2 separate regions of the Mus musculus genome follow, and region 2 is linked to region 1. Evidence: chromatin loops called from intact Hi-C (ENCODE). Cell type or tissue: left cerebral cortex. All regions are shown on one strand. Links, peaks and the distances in the headings refer to the core of each region. The heading gives the core; the rest is flanking DNA.

The links. Peaks named below come from ENCODE experiments on the same cell type or tissue, not always from the same donor. Only the 100,000 strongest peaks of a DNase experiment are listed, where the experiment ranks them.
Region 2: it touches region 1 in a loop (3-fold over the local background); 2 of 42 quality-filtered maps call a loop at or near these places.

Annotation. Positions count from the first base shown.
Region 1 is chr10:31,441,688-31,450,016 of GRCm38, reverse strand. Tpd52l1 (tumor protein D52-like 1) reads left to right here and starts at 4,059. Exons shown (of 8, transcript NM_001359364.1): 1 at 4,059-4,305. The coding sequence starts at 4,287. It overlaps Gm51764 (a long non-coding RNA gene), which reads right to left and starts at 1,205. Exons shown (of 3, transcript XR_003948861.1): 1 at 1,158-1,205. In left cerebral cortex, for the core only: a CTCF peak has its summit at 4,033 (motif pointing right); DNase peaks (open chromatin) are centred at 3,389, 4,063 and 4,335; H3K4me3 peaks cover 1,551 bases; H3K27ac peaks cover 962 bases.
Region 2 is chr10:30,837,961-30,846,289 of GRCm38, reverse strand. Hey2 (hairy/enhancer-of-split related with YRPW motif 2) reads left to right here and starts at 3,507. Exons shown (of 5, transcript NM_013904.1): 1 at 3,507-3,724; 2 at 5,608-5,686; 3 at 5,816-5,899. The coding sequence starts at 3,642. In left cerebral cortex, for the core only: CTCF peaks have their summits at 3,591 and 7,915 (motif pointing left); DNase peaks (open chromatin) are centred at 2,393, 3,388, 3,817, 5,337 and 1 more place; H3K4me3 peaks cover 3,389 bases; H3K27ac peaks cover 939 bases.

The DNA.
Region 1 (8,329 bases), core at 174-8,173:
GGCATGGAAGGAAGGGAAGCCCCAAGCAGATCTATGTTTGGCTTAATGATACTGATAAAGCCTATTTAGTCACCCTGGTGGGCCTTTGCTCTACTCATCTGGTGTTTATTTCGCCTCTTGGTTTTCTATTTTGGTGGTCCTAGCAGAGCCAAGGCTGCATCTTCCATGGCCTCCACAAATAACTGTGTAGATCAACTTCCATTTTTATCCTTCCCAGAACTGGAAGATTTGCAGAGATAGAAAAAAAATAATAATCACAAAACAATGATGGCCCCTCCTCAGGAATTCATGTGGTCTCTCCCCAATTCCTTTGGCCCTTCTCAGTACAGCACAAGGCAGGGAGGTAAAGCAATCTAGACACTAATTACCTTCCCCTTTTTGCAGCATATCTTCTCTCCTTGAGCTATTCTGTGGCTCTACAGCTACTTCTTCACTAGCCCCCTCAGGGTGTCCTTGGCTTCTAGCAGGGTCTCTCGCCCTCTAACTTCACACCCCAAATGGTGCTCAAGGAAAGTCCCAGTTGTTTTTTCACACTGCTTAAAAGGTTTGAAAATTTATAGATACACAAATACATCACACACACACACACACACACACACACACACACACACACACACACACACACACACATGCACACACTCTCTGTCCATGACTGAAGGTGGAGTGAAAGCCTGCAATAGAACTGTCAGGTCCAGGCCTTCTCTAGGACAGATGGTGGGACACACAAACAGACTCATGTCGGCTTCTTGAATCTCTGCCTCCTCCAGTTTCTATGCCCTCTCCAATTCTTCTACATTTAGGGGTATAAATACTTGCTCTTCTTTCATTCCTCTCTCCCTACATCTATCTACCTGAATGACTACTTTTTAATTTAAGCTGGAGAATCAGTGCCTTTCATCTTTGCTGTGGATAATACCTAACAGCCATTCTCAGTCTTAGGAGAATATCAGTATTACCTAGAGAGCTTTCAAAATATAAATTAAATTAGATTATCTGGAATATGAGCACAGGGGCAGAAATGACACAAAGCCCCTCATTTGGTCCTTATGTTCAGCACACTGGGAGCCAATACCAACGGGCCAGGAGGATGAGAACAAACACATCAGTGAATACCACAAAATGGAGAAAGCTAGGCACTACCAGACTAAGAAACTTACCTTAGCTGTACAGCTGGCAGTTTTCAGAGTGGGTACACCAAAGCTTGAGTTCTGCACCTAGCTAGGATCATGAAGAAGAGCAACAGTTTTTGTTTTGTTTGCTAGTCCTTTCCAGTCTTTCATCTTATTTTTATTCCCTGCCCACATCTCATGAGCACCTTCAGCACTGTGCATTATGGAAGGCCTAGAGCTGCTTCAGGCCAGCTCACCTTCCCTTGGCTATAGATGCTATCCACTATACCATCACCTCTTCAGAAGGAGTCTCACAGAGAGGGCAAGAATTCATTGACTCAATCTCATGTCTGTGTGTTGTGTTCCAGGTATGGCCACTAAAAAGACTTGTTTGCTTAAACTTTCAAGAAGAATTCCATGATTGCAAGTGAAAAGGAGAAGGAAGGATTACGTCTTAGGCATTGCCTGGAATCACATTCTCTCAGCTAAGCCACAGCATGGCTGTGCTTTGGTTTGAAGATAAAACTCAATGGTTATGAGCACTGCATGGTGGCTCACAAACATCTGTAATAGGATCTGATGCCCTTTTCTGGTGTGAGTCTAAAGACAGCAACACTGTACTCATATTCATAAAATAAATAAATCTTTTTTAAAAAACCCAGAAGTTCATGTGTTTGAACTCTTAGTCTCTAGCTAATATTGCTGATTTGAGAGGACACACAAGCTCACACTGCAGGAAAGGAATGAGGAAGGGAGGTCTTGTGGAGTACAGCCAAGCCACATCTGTCTGTCTGTCTGTCTGTCTGTCTTTCTCCTTTCCTCATTCTCCCTCTCCTCCAGTCCCTCTCTTCCTTTCTGTTTTCTTCCCTCCCCTCCCTTCTCTATATCTCCTTTCCTCCTTCCCCTCTCCCATCCTTCCTTCTCTGTCTTTGTTTTCCTTCCTCCCTCCTTCTGTCTTTTTCTTCCTCTTTCCCCCTCTCTCTTCCTCTTTCTCCCTCCTTCCACCCAGTCCCTCTCCTCTCTTCCTGGTCTGCTGAAGTGTAAGCAAGCAACCTCAAGCTTTCCTGATGCAGCCATATACACAACCACTGCCATACTGTCTCTGCCACCACCTACTGTGACCCCTCATACCTTGAGACAAAATTGGGCTCTTCTCCCCTAAGTTGCTTCATGTCTGGTATCTGACTACAGTGACAGTAAAAAGTAACGGCTATTTACCTAGCTACTTTGTCATCCTTCAAGATTTAGAGGACATGAAACACATTTCCTCACCAGGGTCTGACTTGAGGGGTCTTTGGTGGTGAACGCAGGTTCTGCCTTTGCCTCGCACAGCTCTCAGTGCCTTCACTGCTTCATGAAGGATCTGTTTATCCTTCCTTTTCAATAGGTCATGAACCCCTTGAAAGGGAGAATTGTGCCCTTCACTTATAGCCTTGGAATCTAGCCAAATCCCTGTTGCAAGGAATGAATGTCCAAGTCTTATGATTATTTAAAAAAAAATGGTCAAAATGTTAAAGGGGCAGTAGCTTAAAGTTTTAGCAATCAGAAATGAGCCAGATGAAAGTAGGTGGCCTAAGATGAAAAGTCAGGAGCTATTTTTAGCTTTTAACAGCTGGGAGTCAACTGTTGTGACTTGGTGTTTAATTTCTAGGATTAAGACGACCAGAAAACCTGAATAGACTCTAAAAGTGATTTCATCATCCAGTAGCCACTTTGTACCTGCCTGGTAACTTTCACTAAAAGTCATTATAGGGTAAATGTCATGAAATTGATTACATACCTATGAGATCTTCAACACAAAACTGAGAAAAACAAACAGACAAACCACCCAACCCAAACCACTGGCATGCTCGTGTGCATGCCACAAAACCACCAGTATTCTTTCTTTCAAGGGAAAGGACACCCATTTTTGTATTTTATCCTGTAACTTTGAGAGTAACTTGGGTGTGGTAAAAATACGACTTTTTGATTGATTAATCACTATCTTTCCTGAGTGTAAATCTACTTGAGGCTCTTTGGCAGAAATTACAGGAGATTTAATATAATAAACACCTTCAATCTCACCAGACTCCCCCATCTATTTTATAGAGAAAGAGAATGACACCCTTTCACGCAAAATTGCAAATTATGTAACACCAAGCATAAGAAAATGCTAGACTGTTTCATGAAGTTTGTGAGACGCTGAGGAAAAGGAAGTACGTAGAGACTGGTGGGGGTGACGTGTGAGCGCCCATTCATACTGTTAGCTTTCCAGTTACACCAGCAGACAAGCCTTGACACAGGACTGAAGTTTTAGTCTTCTCTGAAAAGGACTCCTACACCAATCTAGTGACACAGCCTACAGGCTCGGGATAACAAGACACATGTCCTATTAATGTGTCTTAGGCTCCATGTTCCTTTGTCACTTTTCACTCGGATTTGCTTGTAACACCAAACTCAGTTTTTCTTCTGCCTGTTGGAGTAAACAAAAATCTCAAAATATTGCAGCCCCTACCCCCCACGCCAGCACTGCCCAGTTTCGTTTCAAACTAGATTCATGCCCAACACCCTAAGTGCAATATAGTGTGATGAACTTTATAGAAGAAGTATACACATTACATAACCTTAATAAACTGTGTTTTTGTCCGAGCACTGTATGCTCAATGTTAAATGAGCCAATTACATTAAGTAAGGGTTCTATAAATGGGCATATAACAAAGTTATATAATGGTCAGTTGACAAAAAGAATATGGTACTGGGGCGCCCAGGAACCTAACCTGACTGTCTCCACCAGGACCAATGGCTCAGCATTGTACCCCTGCGCTCCCTACCTCCTTCCTGCCAAGGCATTTGTGTCTTGTGGGCTTCTGGGCTATGGTGTTGGTTGTCTGCGCGTTTGTGTGCTGGAGGGGAAGCCTCCCACTGGGTGCGCAGAGCGGCCGGCAGGTGGCGCCCGACCTGGCGTTCTCGGTTGCGCTGTGTAGCCTAGGTGGATTGGAAGGGGCGGAGGTAACCAGCAGCGGCCAGTGGTGGCCGCCGCCAGTACCCCGCCCCCTCCACGAATGCTCGCGACACGCGCGCCGGGAGAGGGCACGGGCGGCGGGGCTAGCTGTCTTCCGAGCTCGGGAATCGCTACCATCTGCTGCTCTGCGAGGAGTCCGCGTGTTCTCCGCGGTGCTCAGCTCCAAACCGGCCACCATGGAGGCGCAGGCACAAGGTGGGTGGTCGCCGGTCGCCCCCGAGGTCTGGTCCTCAGATGTACAGAGAGACTATTTTCCTTCAGTACCTAACTTTACTCCGGGACAGACAGGGACATCCTACGCAGACGGAACTCTGCGCCTACGCGCGCCTTCGGGATCCTTTGCTTGACTCAGATTTTGCGGTGGGGCTGGGGACCAGGGAAGGGCTGAGGACTGAAAACAGAGTAGCGGGTCTGCAGGGATTGTGTCCTTGTCTGCACTATCCCTTCCAGCAGTCAGTGGGCCATACTTCCTCGTCCTGGAAGGTGTTCAAAGGACCTGTTGTTCAGGCTCCGGATGTCTGCGCTGTTCTTCCCGGGGAGGCGTGGGGAGAGCCGGATCTTCTGGACTCCGGCCTTGGGGCTCACCTCTTGCAGTTCACAAATGCGGGCGGGGGTGACGCGGACCCGAGAGGTGGTGGTTTTGTGGAGACTCAGTGTCCCTGCTATTCGAGGGCTGCAGCGTGGGAGGATTGGCCTTCAAAGGCAAGAGAGCTTCACATTTCCCCCCAACCCCCAACCCCGCCCCCGACATCCAGATTGATAACCCTATCCCAGTTTTTCGTGTTCTTAGAAGAGTCGCTTTCCCACCCCACCCCACCTCACCCCCCACCCCAGCCGCACCCAGTGCCTGCCTTAATTGAGGGTTGGTCACCTGCTCTCCGTGCTCAGGGTGTTCGCTGGAGGAATCCAGAGAACTCTAGGATCATTCAAAATAAGAGTAAAGGGATCTTAGAAAGGATCAGAGATTGCCTTTATTATTATTATTATTATTATTATTATTATTATTATTATTATTATTATACCTAAGTTCACTGTAGCTGACTTCAGACACACCAGAAGAAGGTGTCAGATCTCATTATGGATGGTTGTGAGCCACCATGTGGTTGCTGGGATTTGAACTCAGGACCTTCGGAAGAGCAGTCAGTTTAGAGCAGGCCCTTTACCTGCCGAGCCATCTCATCAGCCCAGAGATGGTCTTATGTGGAGTGAGGGACAGGGAGGACGAAAGCTCTCGGAAATTCACTTTGGAAGCAGCACTCAGAAGGAATGGTTTGCATTAATGCCATCATGACCACCTTTCCTCGCACTGAGGAATTTTGTGGTGCCCTTTTAAATACATAATGCTTTTTTTTTTCTTCAAATGAAGTAAAGAGATTCACGACCTCATGCATTCTAAGGGCAAAAGCAGCTCGAATGAGGGCAGTTTGGGCAGTGTATAGGACTAGAGCCACTCAGTTGGTTTGCTGCCAGGATCACAATAGTCTGAACAGCATGAACCGTACTCCTCTTTGGTCGTATCAGCCAAGGTCCCGCCTGGAAGCTGCAGCTTAATAGGAAAGGAGTGTGCAATTAACTAAGCAGTTCCAGACCCTGGAGTTAGGCTCAACCCCAAAACCCAAAATGGTGAACAAGTCCAGATAGATGTGTGGGCAGTGTGCGGGTCAGTGGATGCAGGGTCACTCAAAGAAGCATTAGGAAGGAGTAAGAGGGATTCTGCAAAAACCCTTCTGGACTAAGAAAAGTTCATTGAGGCAGGCCACATGGTCAAACATGCGTTGGGGGTGAGAGGGAGTCTGTGGAGGATGAGGAGACTGCCCAGATCCTGAAGATGAGGAGTGTGTGTGGCTAAACTGATAGAGCAGAGTTCTTTGAGAAAATCTACATGTAACAAAAGCTTACAGATGGCCCTCAGGGGAAGTTCCTGCTGACCTTCAGCAAGCAGAGAGCCTTGGTTGCTGGTCAGATTCGAAAGTCGAGGTCCAGCAGGTGCCTTTGTGTCTGAACTGAAGCAGATACTGACAATACTGGAGTTTTCTGACCTGACTTTCAGACTAGATGCAGTTATTTCTAAGTATTGATAGAGAATTGACACCAGGACCCTTAAAAAGACACCAAAGTCTCTGCTGGAGAGAGAGCTCAGTGCTTAAGAGCCTGTACTGCGCTTGCAAAGTTTGGTCTTCTACACAACTGCCAGTAATTCCAGCTCTAGTGGATTGGATGTCCTCTTCTGGTCTCTTTGGGTAACACACACACACACACACACACACACACACCACTTACTTGAAAAAATATATCAAAATCCAAGGATCTCAAGTGTGTTGTATATCTGCCTAGGACCTCTTATACATATCCAGCACACTTTCAATAGTTTTTGGATCATTTATTAAACTGTCATGCAAATAATTATATTGTATTTTTAAAGAAAATAATGACAATAGAGAAAAGTCGGTACACATTCAGATAGGTTTTTTTCAAGTATTATTTATCTGTACTTAATTATGTCCAAGTTTGAAGACCCCCATGGATATGGAGTTAAGTGGACTGGGCTGATCCCATAGCTGTCATTTTGGAACCCCTGGGGCCTGAGCCTGAGAATACTTGAAAGCTATCCACATAATTCTATTATCCACTGAGGTAGGAAAAGAATTATAATAGCTAAAAAGCACCCACCTGAATTCTAAAGGCTCCTGAAGACTAAGAGCCCGTGTAACTAGTTTGCTTTATCTTTGAGCAAATATTTGAGTGCTTTTGTCTTCTAGACAGAGCATTAGGAACAGCGAAACCAGGCTTGATTTCTATTTCATGAAATGCACAGCAGAGGATGAGATGGTTTTATTAATGTGGCACTTACTTCATACACTGAGATGTAAAACCACCACATGTTACTGACAGGAGAGTGAGCTGCATACGCCAATGAGAGAATCATAGACTTCAGGGCCAGTTATCAATAGTCAAAGTAGCTTAGTCTGTTTATTTTCTCCCTGTCTCTACTCTCAATGCTTTATATGTATTGATTGACATCACGGTAGCGCCCGAGGAGGTAAGTTGAGCTGTCTTTTCCATTTTGCAGAGGAGATGAGACAGAAGCTAGATTATAGATAAACAGACATTGAGTAACTAAGTTGGTACTGCGAGCACCCATCCCACTCAGACCCTGGAAAGATAAAACTCTTAACCGGAAAGATAAAAGTCTTAACTGCCTCTCCAGCCGCCCTGCATCACTCTCCCCTTGCCCTCACAGCTGGATGGAACTGGATTGAACCCTAAATGGGCATTTGCTCTTAGATTCTAAAATAGTCCTGTGATGTCCAAGGTGTAAGCTTCTACCTGTGGTTTACTTGACAGTTTTCTGAGCTGGAAATGGTTCTCTACCTCCTCTCTTTGTGCCTCTAAATCTAAAGGGAACCAAATGTGTACAAGATTAGACCTGCATCTGGTTACTAGAGGCCCCTTGTTGCACTAAGGGGCGTAGATATGGGTTATCCAAGTAGCTCAGAAGTGCAGAAGCAGGTCTTTGAAAGGCCTCCCGAAAGTGAAATTCTCCACACGCATTCTTTTGCTTTGTGAAAATACTAAATTATTTCCAGCAAAACAAGAAGACACCCTAAGGAGTTTGGCAGGATGGGGACAGGGGGATTATGAGTGGGTGAGTTTGTGAAAAGGGGCTCTTGAACAGCACTGTGGAGTTTTCAACCCACAGGAGGCCAGCACTGCTAGCTGCTTTTCATTGGCCCAGAGAAGTTGTCCTTCACATGTTCCTGGTGAAGGGGTTTCAACCTTACAATAGTGTGAAAGAGATGGGCATTCAGTACTGTATCACAAGCTTAATTTTTATCTCAGACTTGTGATTCAGTATAGTATTTATTATGGTCTTGTTATGAATTATCTCCCTGTAGTCTTGTATATGGAATGCTTCATTTCTCTATAGTGATTGCAATCATTTGAGAGGTGGTTCAGTCATGAGGACTGGGCCCTTATCAAAGTGTTAATCTGTGGATGGTTTCATAATTTGATGACAGTACTGGGAGTTGGTGGGAAGTGGGACCCAGATAAGGACATGGGTCCTTGAGACTTTTCCATTGAATGGGATCCTGCTCTGTTTACTGCTTGCAATGAAGGAAGCAACTGTGTCCCACAGGAGCTCTAACTGTGGTTAGAGCTGAAATTGCTGAAACTGTCCATTACAGCCCAACAGCAACAGAGTAAGCTGGCCATGGGC
Region 2 (8,329 bases), core at 19-8,018, 600 kb after region 1:
CCTCTGAGAAAGAGAGAGACAGAGATAGAGAGATAGAGAAACAGAGAGACAGAGACTGGCTTCTGGATGCTTGCATTTCAAAAGGGGCAAAGCCCTGGGCTTCCTAGTTTGAACTGTGTGCGTGTCGACTTCTCAGACTTAAAGTTCTTTCAATATCAGAATTGCCCTAACTTCACAAATTATATATACCTTGCTGAGACAAGCAAATGCTCTAGTAGGTCGTGTGTTTTGTTTTGGTTTGTTTTAAGAAACTGTGAGCGACATCTCAATTCAAATAAAGAAAACACCACAGTACTCCCTATGAGAGAAGAAAGCAGCCCAAGAACTATGTATATATCCAATTCATTCCAAACTTCTTCAGGAGAATTTTTAGAAGAGCGGCAAAGAAAAAAAATCAATTAGTTTGTGAGCTAAAGTTTCCAGTTTATGGGACAAGGTAAGACTTGCTCAAGATCGCCAAACTTAATGTAAGTAGGAAAACTCACAGTGTAATAACGGGTAGATCTCGTCCGGAGGAATATCAAAACGACTACATTTGGTCGCCAAAAAAATCTCTGCTTTTCCCAACTTCCTCTGCTACTCAGTGAGCTAAATCACTTAAGCACCAAGGACCAATTTAGGGAGGGGCGGCAAGTCTACATCTCCCTTTTCCCTTTAGATTTGTTGGCCAGCAGCCTGATCTTTCTTTCCTAATGGCATTTCGTTTCTAGGACAGTCCCTCCTCCCCGTATCTATCTGTCTAATTATCCCATTGTTCAAATCTTTCAAAAGGAAAACGCAGATAGCTCTATGCAAAGAACATTTTTTCTTTTACCCTGGTTCTTAGCCTTCCAGTAACTCACTCTTTCTTTCTCTGAAACCAGTGTCGCAGAGAGGAGATGGGGCTTAAAGTTCCAAAGTTCTCTTTCTTTCTCCCTGCTTATGCCACCCCAGTTCCTCCCCACTCCACCCACGCTCAATTATTTTTTAAATAGGTTGAAGCGCTTGCAAGAGTTTATTCTGTTTCTACCTCTGACCCAGACGTAGGACATAGAAAAGGTGTGTCTAGACAGGAGACAGGAAAAAGGGATGCTTGAGAACAACCAATATAAAAGAAAACTACTCTAACTGGGATTAAGTATTTTAAAGATTAACAAGGAGACTTTAAAATTCTGTCTTCTGCCTTATTTGTTCTTCTTAACACACATGTTTGGCGTAGCAGGCTCTATTCTAAACGCTTTTAATATATGCCCCTTGTTGATTAAAAAGCATTCAAACCAACTTTAAATCCGTGCGTGCTTTCTGAACGTCTCCTCCATATTCTTTTATGACACTGCATGGCAGTTAAGCCTTCAAAGACAAAATGGAAAAACTTTAACCAGTTGCTACTTTATTACAAGCAAACCATTTCCCGCTGCAATTTTTTGCAACCAGTATAATTAAATGCACTGGTGTAGTGAGAGAGAAAAAAATCTCTTAGGGTTGTGCCACCCCAGCTCCACACGCCTATAATGATTTCAGGTCTTGCTTCCGGCGTTTGGAAGATTCCATTAATTGTGTGCTCGCGTGGCAAACCTTAACTTCAAGGGGTGGGGGAGTGAAGCCATCACTAAGCGCTGGGAACTCTCGCTCCTGCCCCCTACTCTAGCTGAGAAAGCGAGGCCTGGAGAGCTCACACTCAGCTCAAACACTGGATAACCGCAGGGTGCAGGCCTGGATTGGACAGGGCCAGCAAGCCTCGGGCTGTCTGCTCTGTCCCTGAGGAAAAGCCATGCTGTCCGTGAGCACCCAGGTGCCCGCCCAGAGACTGAGTGCAGAGCTGGGAAGTTCGCCACCCACGGTTCTGCGGCCAAGCAGTGCTGACCCCATCCTGCCTCGCCAGGCCCCGCCCGGCCCCCGATGATCCTGTGATTTGCCTGGAGTTGAGTTTCAGAAGTCAGGACAGAAAGTTTCAGATTTCTGTTCACACGGTTATTGAAGACACCGCGGTGAGGACCGCACAAAAGAGGCCAGGGCCTGTAGGGAAGGGGTTTTGTGTTTTAACGACACGCTGGCTGCAGATCCTTGGCGTTACTCCGGCTCCTTCCCACTCCCCATCAACCCAATCTGCGCCCAGTCCAGTCAGTCTTTTGCTGTCTCTTTTTCTCTTGTCCTTTCCCGCTGCACCGGTCTAGTGTAACCAAGGAATGGAGTTTGGAAAGGGTGCCTTAGTCAGATTTCCAGAAAGATAATTATCTGTGTAAGGTGGAGGGTCTCGGTGATTGATGGATGTCTTCTTTTCTCAAAGGCCTTTTTCCACCAAGCACAAAGAGCACCATGTGGAGTCTCTAGACCTCCACTAACCCACCCAGCGCTACAGCGCCAGATGGTCTAGCTCACGCCAGACTCCCCGAGACTGTCTTGCTCACTTCCTGAGCGCGCGGAAAAGTCGGCAGAGCCTGCTAAAAAATCCCCACAGTATGCAGAGAGAGACAGAGACTTAAAAACGGAGTCTGAACACCACACCTGGAGTTTACACAATCCATGCTGTACGTGCACTAAGAACTAGCGATCTGGGCAAACTTTACAAAACAAATACAGTGTACAAGTAAATACAAATCCTCTCCCCGGATGCTAAAGAACTCCGTGGCTGCACACACCGGAGAAACTGGAGGGATGACTGGGACATTTAATTTGGATAATCCAAATCCGAGAACTTTGAACTCGAAAACCTACTCAGATTTGTGTCCTACAATCCCTCTTCCCATCAGTAGGAAGACCACTCAAGCCTGCCATTTACCGAGATAGTTACACCCCCTCCCTCCAGTTTCTGTGTCCAGAGATACAAAGGAAGTAACCAGAGGTGACTAATCCAACAATGCACGGGGACAACCTCCTGCAGTTAGGCACCTGGACCGGTGAGCGGGCGTCCTTTATCTGACCACAACCTAGAGGCTGGGGAGCTGGCAGGGTGAAAAAAAAAAAAAAAAAACTTTGACTTAAAGCTTTCAAAATCCCCTGAGGGTCAACATGACCGCTCCGGTCAGCCACTCAGCAGCTTGATCCAGAAGAGGGACAGCCCAGAGGGGTGGGTCGCCGAGCCTAGCACTCCCACCCTAGACGTCACACACGCTCACTCGCACTCAGCCACGCGCTAGCGGTTATTCTTTAAACCGAGGGTAGAAACTCGGCGGGAGAGATCACGGCTTGCAGGTGATGGCCCAAAACCCAGGAGCCCTCGCCCGACACGCCCGCCCCATGCGCTCTCGCGCCTGCGCCCGCTCCCGCCGCCGGCGGTCAACCCCAGCGCTCCACTCCCGGCTCCCAGGTGCGCGGTGGCATTCCCACGCCTCTGCCAACGCCTCTCGGCAGCCATTGGCCAGCGCGGGTCCGCCCCTCCATATTAACCAATAGAAAGCCACACCGTCCCAGGGAGGCGGGGCCTGGAGAGTGGCCAGGGCGGGCACACGAAGAAGCGGAGGGGCCCCGCCCGCGCTGGGGGGCGTGGCCAGTACCGGGTCTTGCGCCCTGGCTGGGCTGCAGCGTGGGAAAGAACCTCCAGGAGCCGACCGCGCCGCCGAGGGAGCGGCGCCTGCAGAAGCCGGGCAGGGAGGGAGGGAGGAAGCCCGCGGGGAGCGCGCTGCGTTCCGCTAGGCGACAGTAGCTGCTCCTCCTTCGTCGCGATGAAGCGCCCTTGTGAGGAAACGACCTCCGAAAGCGACCTGGACGAGACCATCGACGTGGGGAGCGAGAACAATTACCCTGGGTGAGCGCGGAAAAGCGGGAGGGTGTCCGGGGAGCTTCGGGTGGAGAGGAGACCGTTTTCCCCGGGAAGCGGGTGCTAGAGTCGGGTGGGGCGAGAGATGGAGTTCACACTAGGCGTGGGAGCGACTGGAAGGGAGCTGGACTGGAGCGTGCAGGAGATGGCGAGGGAGGGTCCAGGGCTGTCAGCACAGGACACGCATACTGGCACGTCCGGGCGACGCCCCCGGTACTGGAACTGTATTTAGGGACAGTTCCAAAATAGGTCAGGAGAAAAGAAAAACAACTGGATTTCTGTTTTGAGAGAAACTGGGATCGCGACTTGAGTTTTTGAGGAGGTAAAGCATCTGAGCTAAACAGGCTGAGCTGCGCAGGTCGACAGAGGGTGATCTGGCTGACCCACCCATGAGTGACAGATATAAGGAGCAGATGAGACAGCATTGCTTTGCCTGCTTGTCCTTTAGTCTCCAGGAGATCAAGGTTCTGATCACAGAAGACAGACCTCCTGTTTCCTGTGACAGCAAGATTACCCAACCATTTTAGAGGCGGGGGGGGGTCAAATGATAATTGCTTCTAATTGGCTTGCCCAGAAGCACCTTATTTATTTATTTGCAGCTGTCACTCAAAGAGTGAAATCCTTCCCGCATATAGAAAACTGGATTTATTTCACGGGCTTATTTTAAGACGTAGAAATCAAAGCCGGAAAAATAGCTAAAGCAAAAACGATGCTTATGAGACAGTTTACCAACTCTCTCATTGTTAAAGTATTAAAAAAAAAAATGAAACCGTAGGCTGTCACTAGAAGGGGTGAGGAAGGAGTCAGTTGATTTCGAATTAAGACCCAGAAGTGAGCCGAAGGGGTGGTAATAGAACTTCTCAAAACTAGAGAGGACCTGGAGAGTTTAAGACACTAAAGAAGCATAGTACCTGTGAATTTCAAAGTGACAGAAAGTCCTAGGAGAGTATACATTAATGGACCAACTACACCACCAAATAATCACTTGATTGAACCTTGCAGTCTAAAAATACCTTTTAGTAAACTCAAGGTGAATTGCAGCTTCTCGAGATATCAGCTTGGTTTTAAGGCTGGTGGCACAGTTTCATTTTCAAAGTTAAAGCATGAAAAGTGCAAAAACTAAATTTCAACTTTCCACCCAATGATATGGTTAGGATATTCTTTTAGAGGATCAATATGCAAAACTTACAATCTGTTCTTTTTAGGCTATCCAATAAGGTTTGGGGATAGTAGGAGAATTAGGTTTTTGTTTTAAAAGTCGCATATAGAGACACATTCGACATGTGCTGCTCTTGAACGTTCAGTATGTCTGGCAGAAGAGAATGGGAGTACACATCCAGATGGGTTGGTGACTTTTGAGAAATACATGAGAGAAATAGGACACACTAATCCCCCGACCTGTCACCCTAACTGGCTATCATTTCATTAGAGAACTCAAAAGTTCAGGTTCATTTTTGCCACTTGAATGGGCAGCATAGCATTTCGAAAATCATGTTTACTTATTCAGTGTGCGTGTCCGGCTAGGTGCATGTCACTGTCACCGTCACTTCTGTTTGTGGAGGTGCAAGTGGTTCTTCCCCATGCATCCTGTGGGCCCAAAGGACTGGAGCTCATGCCAGATCATCACACTTTGTGGCCAACTGCCTTTACTTGCTAAGCTGTCTCAAGGCCTCAACAGCATTGTTAAGGCATAATTATTATCTGGAAACTAAAATAAAGCCTCCAAATAGCATAGATATGAAAAAAGTCAACAGACAGAAAAAAGTAATATAATGCGCAGTCAGTCAGAATATTATTGGGTGCCATGAACTGGGGCAGGGAAGGGGCCTATGACCTTGATACAGCACCTGACTTGTCTTCCTCCTTCACAGGCACGCTACAAGCTCAGTGATGAGGTCCAATTCACCGACAACTACCTCTCAGATTATGGCAAGAAAGAAAAGGAGAGGGGTAGGTGACACCCCCCCCCTTGTGTCATGTAATTAAGCATGTGTATCACTGTTGTTATTTTCTTACTTGGATAATTTTTCTGTATGTGTACTGTACCCTTAGATTTTTGTTTTGCTTTCCTTGGGCTAGATCATAGAAAAAAGGCGTCGGGATCGAATAAATAACAGTTTATCTGAATTGAGAAGACTAGTGCCAACAGCTTTTGAAAAACAAGTAAGTTATCCCCCCCCCAAAAAAAAAAACCAGCTCAAAGCATCTGACTTTCTCATCTGGGACTGTAGATTCTTCTTGAAGATCATTAAAATAATGGTGTGTGCTCTGCACACTCTGATCCGGCGTAGAAGAGCTATTTCAATAAAATGCTTTGTTGTGGCAGAACTATTAAAAACATAATCCATCATGAAGTCGAAGACATTTCCATTCTTTAGCTTATTTTCCCCTTAAGGGTAATTGTGTTCCTGCTTTCTCTGTTCTTTCCATGAAGCCAGCAGGGGTTTTGCTTAAAACTGTGCTGTATATGGTATTCTTGAAAACAAAAGTTTTGTGTGTGAAATATCATTTTTCCCTCAAACTTTCAAAGTACTATTTAAAAAAAAAAATCAAAGTTAAGGAACTAAGGCTTCTATTTTGGTTTCCTAAATTATAATAATACAGCTTATTTAGAAAGCTACTTTTGTTTTTAATTCTTGGGTTAATAGAACATTATATTTGATTTAGGATATAATTTGGAAGTTTGGTAAAAAAAATCAAATTAGTCATAAATATTGCTTTTCAAAGTTCAGGTATTCTTTTACATTAAAAAAAAGGGAAAGGTGATTGCCATTTGAAAATTAGAAAACAAACAGTTACACTTCCCTTTGTGGTTATGGATTTGTGTCTCTTGTTCTGCCGCTGTGGCTGATGCAAAGGCTTCTAAGAGCACATTTCCAAGGATGTGGCCATTTCTGTGCTGAAAATGTTATCAGTTGACTTCCAAATTGGGTGTTGGCTGTTTATGCCACTTTTGTCGGTTTGTTTACTTCGTGATTCTGCAAACATTGTAAAGCAAGCTCCACAGAGAGCTTTTGGAGGCCATCCAGGGCCACCGTTGGCTGCTTTCACAGCAGCTCCCGAGACATCTTCATGGACATGGTGAACAAGGAGAAGTACGGGCATGATATGCTACTGTTGACTCTGTGTATTTAAGACTGAGAAGAAATAGACACAAACTCTGCACTTCGTATGCCACGTCTGTCTTTGATAACTTACTATAAATTATGCTTTGGATTAATGCGCTGCAAATGAAGAGAAGATGACCTATGTTGTTTGTTTGTTGTGCTTTTCTGAGTACTTTTTTGAGTACTGAAATATCTGCAATATGACACTGAGAAGCAGTCACTCTGTGATCTTTTTCCTTAGTCTTGGTTTGTTCGGCTCTTTTCTTAAATATTGACTTAAATCTTAAGAGCACGCCTCAGTCATTGGGCAGCTAGTTACTGTAAACACAAACTTTCCCATTTACAGAGTCTGGCTGCCAACCCCAGTGAGCTGGCCCTGCCACGATTAGAGGAGAATACTCTTTAGAGCTGCTGAAGAACGGACACTCCTGCTATTTACTATTTGCTGATAATTTTTTTAAGTGTAGTGAAAAAAAATATTGGTTTAATTATTCAGCTCCTCTAGGAAGTTAGTTAGAAGCCACCAAGACCCAAGTTACTATCAGTGGGGCATTTCTTTCATTTGGTTTCTAACTTTTGCTTTATTTAAGAAGAGGAGCAATGAAAATGTATTTGCAAGACTTTGTTTTTTGTAGGGTTTTATAAGGTTTTTTTTTTCTTCCAATAATTTACTTTTTTTTTATTCACTTACATCCCGATCACAGTCCCATCCTTCCTCTTTTCCCAGTCCTACCTTAAAATCCCCCCATTGTCCCCTCCCCTTCTCCTCAGTAAAAGAGAGCCCGTCCTGAGAAATCTAGTCCTAGCAGGACTAAGCAATGCTCTCTCCCACTGAGGCACAACCAGGCAGTCCAGGTAGGGAAAGGGGATCTAATGGCAGGGAACAGAGATGAAGACAGCCCCCTCCACCTGTTAGGGGACCCACATGAAGCTGCACATTTACCACAGGAATATTTAAGAATGGTTTCAAATGGTTGGTAAATCCTTAGGCACAAAAGATGCTCCTTAAGTGAACTGCAAATTAATTGGTCCTTTCTGTTTGTGATCCTAGAATACACAGTGACACCTGCTGGTGACCTTGAACGTCTTTCCTAGGTCATTTCCTTTACTGGTTTATCTTAAAGACTTACTGGGATTTTTCTACTTTTGAACATTCTACTTTTGATGCTTTGTTAAAACACTATATCCATATCCTCAAGAATTAATATTCAACTGTTTAACTGCTGCAAACTTCAATAGTAATGACTATAAAATGTCTCTTAAGAAAATGTATCATTAATGAAGGCAGAGTTCAAAGTTCAAGAGCTTTTCAGCTGGCATAGTATTTGTAGGATGATTTTAGGAACACAATTGCTCCTACTATTTATTTAGTAAATCATTTCTTTGATGCCTTGTTCTGGTCTTTGCAAGTTAATGCCATCAGCTATGCTGTAGTAATTGATGTGTTAAATATAAAGTTTAGAATGAATTCAGAGTCTACCCAGAT